Regions from separate parts of the Homo sapiens genome. Here region 1 is linked to region 2. Evidence: read pairs that join two places in POLR2A ChIA-PET (ENCODE). Cell type or tissue: PC-9. All regions are shown on one strand.

Region 1 (5,000 bases), 140 kb after region 2:
TCTTATTGTCATGCAACTCATTAGCATTGGAAGAAATGTGTTAGGGAAAGTGGGCCTTTTACCTTAACCTCAACTTCCACCTCAAGGGTGTTATAAATAAAGTTACGGTGCTGCAAAAGAAATAGCACTTGAATGTAAAATTTTCTTTTCAATTCTCAGCAAGGCAAGTTACTTCTATAGAAGGGTGCACCCTTATAGATGGAGCAATGGTGAGCGCACACTTGGATAAGGGAGGGGAAGGGGTTCTCACCCCTGACGCATGTGGCCTCTGCTGCTGTATCGTTCCCCTATTGGCTAAGGTTAGACTGCACAGGCTAAACTAATTCCGATTGGCTGATTTAAAGAGAGTGACGGGGTGAGTGGTTTGGGGGGGTGGAAATGGTTATGACAGAGCAGGTAATTGGAATGAGTCAGGGTAGAGTAGGTAATCAGAATGAGTCAGGGTGGAGCAGGTAATCGGAATGAGTCAGGGTGGAGCAGGTAATTGGAATGAGTCAGGGTGAACCAGGTAATCGAAAAAGGTTTCTTTACAAGGAAGTTAAGTTTAAAAGTAGAAGGCAAAGAATTGAGCATACTGACATACTGATTCTTTGAAAAGAAATTTAGAACTTCTATCTATCTAACAAGGGGAAGTGGACAGAATTTATTTCAGTTTAAGTTCACAAAGCTTGATTGAATGCCAAGTGCCTGTGCTAGGCTCCTGAGAAACAGAGGTGAAATGGGTTCAGGGAGTATCCAGTCTTGGGGAAGTCATACTTTAAGTAAGCAAATCCAAGTGTGATGAGAGGAAGCCAGGTATAATGAGAGCTAGTCTTGTTTCTATCTGTAGCTATCGAGAGATGATTGGTGGCCGCATCAAGCCTGTGGAGAGTATACTTGGACCTTCCAATTAAAGGGAACTCCCCATGCAGAATGGAAACCCTGTGGGGGAAGCAGAGGCTGATCTTCATTTGGGGATCATGGGGTAGGTGGCAGTGGGAGCCTGGAGAAAAAGTCTCCACCTTCCCAGCAAAGGTAGCACTTATGTATGTGTGTATATATATAACATATATATGTGTGGTGGCCTAGCACTCCCCTACCAACCTTACTCGGAGAACTCACCCACCCCCAGTACTACCCCACCCCAGGGCTCTTGGGGCAGTGGGAATAGGGAGATGTTGCTAAGGAGTATGCTTTTGCCCTAAGGCACAACTATAAATTCATGTGATAATAGATCTACCAATATGTCTGGAAATGCACAGCACAGCTCAGGGGTGGGGAAATTGTACCTCAGCTCACCCCTGTGCTGTTAATCTCCCACCTGGGAGCAGTTGAGCATTAAGCCTCCGTTATGTATCAGGGAGACTCTGGATGTAGGGAGGAAGGGCCTTGTGTGGCTAGCAACCAGCATGAACAGGACATTTACATGAGAGGCAGTGCCGTGCTGCAGGATGTGCATGGGTCAGGAGCTGGGAGCAGGAGGCTCTGCCATTGCCTGCTTCTGCATAACTTTAGATAAGTCACCTCCCCATATGTAAAATGGGGCTTGAGTTTAATGATCTCCTAAAGTCCCTTCAGGCTCTGAAATTCAGTTCTGAATGTTCTATGCATTGTGAAGAACGTAACTTTCAAGGGTTGCATTCGTGTTCTAGAAGGTATCGCCAGGCAAAACCACATCTCAACAGGCAGATCTGCTGGCTTTCAGGGAGCACATTTCCCACTCAGCGACCTTAAGCTTTTTCTCTTAAGAGCTTCTAAGAGCAGAAGAGCCCCAATATGTCCCCCAGCCCAGGAGTTTGGGGGGCATGCACCCAGGCATGAAATGTCTTTGAGTTCTTGTTTATGATCGCAAAGGTAACTTTACATTCTACTCCAGAATCTGTCCTTGCTCTTATTAGTATAAAAATATTACAATATTTTAAATTACTTACTGTAGATGTTTGTTGATAAATCTAGACTTAGAGGCTGATAGAAAACCTCACTTTTCATCTTGAACTTTAGCCAAGTCCTAACTCTAGGAGATAAGATGACAAGAAACGTGTAATTTTTTTGTGCTTTCTATATTTTCACTTTCTTTGCTAATGAGCATGTATTAATTTAATGCTAAAAAGGTAAATATACTTTTTAAAATGAAGTATAATGCAGTTATGACCTTCATGTGTAATATTTAAGGAGGGAAGGACTCCCCATTTTGGGTGAATTCCCTCATTTACTTGCTGTGCTTATTTTATATATCAAGGTGCTTTATACATAGTAATTACATGGAAATATGTGTGGTTGAATGAATAAAGTAATAGTGATGATTATGATGATGACAGCAACTAGTATTGTTTTTACCATGTGCTACTATTCTAAAATCTTTAGATGTACCTTTATTTAATCCTTATAAAAGCCTTTGAGGCAGTATTATCCTCATTTTACAGATGAGGAAACTGAAATACCAGAAAGTTAAAGTAACTCTCCTGGTTGGAATGTTTTGAACACCCTGTCTTTTATCTTCTCTGTGCACCTTTATGGGGTCTAGCTATTGCTGTGGCATCCGCCACAAGGCAGCAGCCTCCCCATATTGCCTTGGCAGTCCCTATCTCTTCCCTTCTGTGTTCTTGCACCTTGAGATTCATGCACGTCCAGACTGGTGGAATAAACTCCTACAGGCATCCCCACCTAATGATGGCACAGAAGCCTCAGAGCAAGAAAGCAGACACTTACGAAGCAAGCATTCATTAGCAGGCAAGCACGAGACCGTCCATGCAGCCTGTTCTGGAAGCTTATGAAGTTCCAGCTGTCTGCCCACCCTGGTACTGAAGCTGCTCGCTGGAATGAAAGGTTCAGTGAAGAAAGGCAGGAGAACGTTCTAGATCAGTAGATTTCAAATTTGAACAGGCATCGGAATCTCCTGGCGGGCTTATTAAAGCACAGATGGCTGGGCCTCACCCCCAGAGCTTCTGATTGCGTACCACGCTTTAAGAGCTGTGATCTAGAAGCAGGATTTTGTTATTCTGTCTGATAAGTAGCATCAGGCAATCAGCACTTCCTTAACCAAAGGCTGGACACAGGACCATTTAGGGAGTGAATCTAGAATGCTACCCCTCCAGGTGTAGATTACAAGACATTCCAGGGTCTTATACCCTAAGGCATAGGGGTGGGGAATGTCTCTAAAAGATTTTAGAAAGTACCGTTAATGTCATCGGTGAAAGCCATTTCTCGAGTCTGTTACACTAACAGGCAGAGCCTGCAGCATTGGTCAATCTATGGGCAACTGAAGTGCACACCGATAGCCAGAGTGTGGCCTTCCTGATAGAGTGCTGGCTGAGTACCCCAGTAGTGTGAATTCCTAGATAGGGCACGTAGGATATAATTTAAATTAGCACAGATGCATCCTAGCACCTGTCCAAGTGAATGTTTTAGAGTAAATTACAGAGCACCTTCACGGGAAGGAAAGTAAACACATCAATGGGCTTTGTTTCCTCCCACAGACTGAGCCTGAAATCATAGAGGAAACCAACATTGACAGAGTTCCTGAGCCCCGGGGCTATTCCAGGTCTCGACAGGTGAAAGGCCACTCGGAGACCTCCACACTGAGCTCCCAGCCATCCATCGACGAGGTCAGGCAGCAGATGCACATGCTGCTGGAGGAGGCCTTCAGCCTGGCATCCGCGGGCCACGCAGGCCAGAGCCGGCACCAAGAGGCCTACGGCTCAGCCCAGCACCTGCCCTATTCGGAGGTGGTGACCAGCGCTCCGGGGACCATGACGCGGCCCAGGGCCGGGGTGCAGTGGGTGCCGACCTACCGCCCAGAAATGTATCAGTACAGTCTGCCCCGGCCGGTAAGTCATTCATTCCACCCACCTGCCATCATCTGGTCAGTCTGCCCAGTGAGTTCCAACAGGAGACTCAGAGCAGGGGCTTCTACAGATAAAAAGCTTTGGGATCTGGAGATGAACTATGCCAGGCCCTCATCCCATCATCCCATCTTCCACCCATGATCCAAAGCCTAAGCTTTTTGACTCCTGTGGACAATGCACGTGAGAATCCCTTCTTTCCAGCCATAATGTATTTTAGAATGAATTGCCTTTTCTACTATCCCTTCTATAAATGGCTGACCATATTCTTCACGCACTGGTGGTTTCCTACACTTTCAAGCCTGAGACCCATTTTAAATATCAAAAGGCATCTCAGAGCCACATGCTAAGGGGTTGTGTGGCCTGGTGGTTTAAGCGCACAGGCTTTGAGCCAGATGGCTCGAATTTAAATCTCAGGTCTACCAGATGAAAGTTGACAGAATCAGAATGGAATCACTTGTGTTAAATAAAATTAAATGAAAAATTTTGAAAACCTGGCAAATAGAGCCAAGGAAGGCCAGGGAGAGTTTCATGCATAAATCCATGATAGCAAGAACTATCATAAAAGACTCTGCAAAAATCACAATCTTGCACAAAGGCCATTGCAACCTTACACACACACAAAATACTTGTGCGAGGACATCTGTCCAGCAACTGCCTGTCCAGGCTTGGACTGGTACCACACTCGTCATTGATTTTTGCAGCCAAGAATAATTATTTCAAAACAATTATGCAATCCTCCCTCTTTTTCCTTTAAAAACTTGTGTCTTCCTTTGCCTCCCTGAACACAGTTTACTATGGCATGGGTATTCCCATTGCAATAACCATTCCCAAATAAACATCATTATTTTTAGAGACCAAAAAAAAAAAAATCTGTTATTTAGGTTGACAGCCACTTCCTGGCTTTGTAACTTGGGGAAATTGTTTAAATTCTTTACAAATAAGAAAAATAAGCTACGTCCTAGACTTGTAAAGATTAAATGAGTTGGTGTATGTAAGGTACTATAAGAATGCTTGGTACGTAGGAAATGCTATAAAAATATTAATCATGGGTTGGACATGGTGGCTCACACCTATAATCCCAGCACTTTGGGAGGCCAAGATGGGCCGATCACTTGAGCTCAAGAGTTCGAGACCAGTCTGGGCAACGTGGTGAAACCCCATCTAAACAAAAATTAG
Region 2 (5,000 bases):
TCCCCATTTCCCTCTTACTATCTTCTGTTCCCACTCTCGTCAAAGTGAGTCTTCACTTATATCTGTTCATTCCCCTGTTGTTTCTGGTCTGAGCAAAGCAATGGGACAGTTTCTTTCTTTCACCATCTGTGCTCTCTGGGAGGTTAATGTAGCAATATTTGTAACAATTAGTAAAAAGGAGTCTTCCCTTTGATCCTTCGCACCTGTAGCTACAGTTCCCAGTTTGCTTTTTTATGGCCAGATTTTTGGCACCTGGGAGTATGATTCCAGGACTTCAAAATATTTCAGTAGCAAAGTGAAAGATTCTAATGTTATACGATAATAATCGATTATATTTATTGAGTACTCACCATGTGCTAAGCTAATTACCATAATTACTCAGGGTAAATTATGTATATCATATGGTATCTTATTTTCATCAATACCATAATCTTGTGAGTTGTCATTATCCCCATTTTACAGATGAGGAAATTGAGTCAGAGAGAAGTTAAGAAATTTACCCATGGTTGTCAGCTTAAAAGTGGCAGAGCCAGGATTTGAACCCAGGCAGTCTAACTCTAATAACTGTGTTTACTTGTTATGCTGACTTACCCAATGGTAGATACCTTAGGTTCTGGAAAGAGCTCTGCACCTGAAGTTAGGAAACTGGAGTGGGCCCTGGCTCTGCCCTTTATCAGTTGGCCTTTTAATGGGGAGGGGATGCCCAGTTTCCTGAGTATTGTCTTCCTCATTGCTCTCCTTGAGATGCAGTTAGTCTAAAGCTGATTCAAAGCACATGCTGGGGCTGCAAGGCGCTCGAGTTAGAAAACCATCTGATATTCTGTAGTACTGATGGTTTGTTTCATCACCATTTCTGCTATATCCAAACTATAAAAACGCCCAGGTGGGCCAGGTGCGGTGGCTCACACCTGTAATATCAGCACTTTGGGAGGTTGAGGCAGGAGGATTTCTTGAGTCCAGGAGTTCTAGACCAGCCTGGGCAACATAGCGAGACCCTACAACAAATTTTTTTAAATGAACTGGGCATGGTGGCATTTAGTCCTAGCTACTTGGGAGGCTGAGGTGGGAGGATCCCTTGAGTACAGGAATTCAAGTCTGCAGTGAGCTATGAGTGCATCACTGCACTCTAGCCCGGGTGACAGAATAACACCTTGCTAAAAAAAAAAAAAAAATTGAACAACAACAACAAAAAACATTCAGATGAAAGCCCATTGGAAGAACATAAAAATATTTGAAAAATTCCAAAATCAGGCTTTACTTGATATTTGGGTTCTACTTTTATAAATCTGTATTAAAAAACAGATTCAATGTCACAGTTCAGTTTGTCATGGAAGCCCCACCTCCCACCAAAACCAGGGCCTAGGTTAGTGGATGGGCCAAGGAGGGCATGGTGCTTAGGAAGAGTCCCAGGTTTGAGGCTCTTTGGCAGGGATGGGGATCAGCCCTGTTCAGTTTTGTGTACCAAACTCCTGAGCCACTCAGTCCAGGGAAAATACCAAATTGCTGGTAACCTAAATGGGAACCAGCAAGGTGTAGCAGAAGGAACATAGGGAGATCTGGGTTTTATTGAATCGTGACTCCCTAAAATACCACCAAATCCCTTGCTGCTAAGGCAAGGCCGAGTTTATTGCTTGCTGAGGTCAGAGTCAGCTTTGCCTTGATGGAGTCTTAATGTCTCAGAGGGTATAGAGTAAAATTGGGATATTTATGAGGTTTTGGGGAGTCTTCATGAGGATGGGGTGGAGCATGATATAAAAGCTTAAGATTAGTGGATACAGCAAAGCCAGAGTTTTGCAGAGACTTGGTTTGATGCTATATATTGAAAAACTGAGCAGTTGTAAATAGGTTTTTGAGAAGTTCTTGAAACAAATAATAACATTTTTGCAGCTTTGATCTTTCTGGCAAAGAGTTTCCTGAGGAAGAGCAAAGTCATGTTGATGACGACAATGGAATTGGAAAGTCCTGGCAGGGAAGTCAGCTGAAGAGTCATTTTAGCATAGACAGTAAGCTGTCTGGATACAGGCCGTTTTTGGTTCTCAGTCTGACCCCTGGCAGTAGCTTGCCAACTGTGTAACCAAGTCCTTGTTTGTGAAATAGAGATACTCCTCCCTACCTGACAAGGTATTTTTGAGCATTGAGTCATATGATATGTATACAGTACCCCGAACAGAGTAAGTACTCAACTATTAGTTCCTGTTCTTTATATGCTATCTCAAACCAAGGCTCATTACAAGCAAAATTGTATTATATTGATATATGACTCTGTTAGGGTTCGATTGCAGACAATTGAATTCACTCTAGCTAGTTTATGCTGAAATGGGATTTATTATACGTGTTAGTACTACATTTGCTTACTGACTCCATGGGAGGGCTGAAGAACCAATACTAAGTTGAACTTTCAGGAATAACTGTCAAAAACTATCTTGAAGGACTGGGCTGCCAAGAGAGCTGCTGCCTCTGCATAATCATGAGGCTGATGCCCAAGAATAGTGCTGCTGTAGCCAGGGTCCCCAGCAGCAAAACAGGTCTGCTGCACTCTGCCTTTCTCTGCACAGGACTTAGCTCTCAATCAAGATCTTGCGCAATGCATCTGCTCCAGGGAACCTAATTCCCACATAAAACCTCTGCTGCAAGGGCATCTGGGAAGTGTAGTTTTTGGTTATCCAGCCTCATCGTGCTAGAAGGGGGTTGGACTGGATGTTGAGCAAGCCAGTTGACATTATCCACCATAGCTGCTACTAACATTTTACCATCCAGCCACGGTGGCTTCACAGATAAGGGACCTCAGGCACTGGCCTCTTCTCTTTCCCCTTCCTTGTCATTTTACTGCCTGCTGGACTGTTAGCCTTAATGGGAGGAGAGGCAACTAGAGGAGCACAAATAAACTGCTCTTCTTTGCTCTTTACAGGCAAAAGAGGAAAGGTGAAAATGAATGGCTGCTGGTGTAATGTACAGAGCATTAGGGTAGAAAAATTACACCTGCGTGTGTGTACTTGGGTTCATTGTCCTTATTCTGCCTACCCCAGGCTTTGGGCAATGTACTTTTCCCCATGACCCAAATATAGTTCACATCCACGTTCACCTCATCTTGTTCTCAGCCCCGTCTTCCTTGAGTCATTCATTAATCATGACACATCACACAGTTGCATGAGAAGTAGGTACATTTACTGTGCATCTGGACCACCCTCTTGAAAATCCCTTTGAGACCCATTCTCTCAATGAGGAATGGAAAGCATCATGTTTGAAGAGAGTGGAAGCCTGGGTTTTTGCTGTAGGCCAGCCCATTTCCTTGCTCTGTGATCTTCGGCAAGTCATTTAACCTTTTGCTTCAGTTTCTTTGTGTATAAAATGAGACGGCTGGGGCATATGGGCCTGATGGCTTCCTTTCACTTCTTTGGTTCTGTCGTCTCTTTGGGGGAGTTCAACTCTCAAATGACAGTTGAGAAGGTGACTTGTTTTCTGAAGTGAGACCAGTGGGTTTTGCCACCTTTTCTGTGACCTTGACATCCTAATAAAGATTTTCACTGGCTTGGTTTCTATCACTCTTCTAGCACTTTCTGCACTCACTGCATTGTATTTCTGATGTTTTGTTGGCACTTCTGTCTTCCCCACAGTCTTTAAAGACAGCTCTCCTTTCTTATCTTCTTAGCTTTAGACCTTACAGAAAAGGCCAAACCTTCCCTCCATGGTTTGCAAACAGAAAACACCAAAGACATTTCTAGACCACACTTCTGTTTTAATTTGTGCATTTTACCTCTAGAGAGCCTTGTACTTGCTCCCTGCTTATTCTCATTCCTTACTCCATTACCAAAAAACCCAGCTTAGTTTATTTCCAGTGGTAATGGGACCATATCACTTAACATTTGGGATGCTCAAGAGGTACAAAGTCAAGCAAGCTCATGCGTCATTACAAAGATGAACTATTGCCTTTGTTAGGCAGCAGAAAGGACCCACTCGGGAAGTGAAGGTTAATGTTCGGTTTCATAGTGAAGTATAAAAAGGTCAGAAGGAGCCATAAAATTTTCATAGTGTTTATGCTGCCTCTTCTTGCTTGGCCTGCACTCTCAATTCCATCTGAGGCAGGAGGTTTATGATTTAGAGCCTTAGCTGATCTGCATAATCCATTAAAATGTCACTTTTTTAATTGCAGAAGCTATTCCTCTGAAGCATACACCTGCCGCTGCTGGAATTTATAGCCAGGACATGGTGTGATTTGTGTTTGGAATGAATGTAGCCACCTCTGCCATCCCAGGCTGCCCTCAATAATGTCCCTCTCATCATCCCCAGAAACTGAAGGCGAGTTGAAATGACTCCTGCACCACAGTGTTCCGTGTTCTCCTCCTGGTGCCTTTAGGGACTCATTTCTCTCTGTCAGTAATTGCTCTGCTGGTGCCACATTTCATACAGGGGAGAATTCTACACACAGCATCAAATGAGAGTGGGTTTTGAGGGAGGCTTTGGAACTGGCTGCTTTTAGCACATTGGTGATCACATTGTGCCAAGAAGCTGCCAAGGGAGCCTTCATTAGTGTGTGGCATGGGACTGGCTTGGAGAGTTTAGAGCAGGGCAGGATCTCTCACTCTCTCTCTCATGTCTCTCTCTCTTTCATATATCTCTCTCAGTCTCTTGATCTCTTGATTTCTCTTTCTTTCGTGTCTTGTTCTGTCACCCAGACTGGAGTGCACTGCTGTGATCTCGGCTTACTGCAACCTCTACCTCCCGGGTTCAAGTGATTCTCCTGCCTCAGCCCCCCGAGTAGCTGGGACTACAGGCATGCACCACCACTCCCAGCTAATTTTTCGTACTTGTAGTAGAGATGGGGTTTCACCATGTTGGCCAGGCTGGTCTTGAACTCCTGACCTCAAGTGATCCACTCGTCTCGGCCTCCCAAAGTGCTATGATTACAGATGTGAGCCACTGTGCATGGCCAGGACAAGGTTTGTTTCTAAGACCCCAGGACTGTTTGTCTCTGAAGTAAACAGATGTGGAGGACACTAATG

What was found. Peaks named below come from ENCODE experiments on the same cell type or tissue, not always from the same donor. Only the 100,000 strongest peaks of a DNase experiment are listed, where the experiment ranks them.
Region 1: POLR2A ChIA-PET joins it to region 2 with 11 read pairs; 1 of 35 experiments calls an interaction of 5 or more read pairs at or near these places.

Annotation. Positions count from the first base shown.
Region 1 is chr11:33,642,231-33,647,230 of GRCh38, forward strand. KIAA1549L (KIAA1549 like) reads left to right here. Exons shown (of 21, transcript NM_012194.3): 17 at 3,456-3,806. Among named protein-coding and RNA genes, the nearest start is that of C11orf91, 56 kb to the right of the region's middle. RefSeq lists enhancers at 3,207-3,708, 3,709-4,208. In PC-9, no CTCF peak of the experiment used is centred here; a DNase peak (open chromatin) is centred at 551; H3K27ac peaks cover 1,419 bases.
Region 2 is chr11:33,505,558-33,510,557 of GRCh38, forward strand. All of the region lies in intron 1 of KIAA1549L (KIAA1549 like), which reads left to right. Among named protein-coding and RNA genes, the nearest start is that of KIAA1549L, 130 kb to the left of the region's middle. In PC-9, no CTCF peak of the experiment used is centred here; DNase peaks (open chromatin) are centred at 2,107 and 2,604.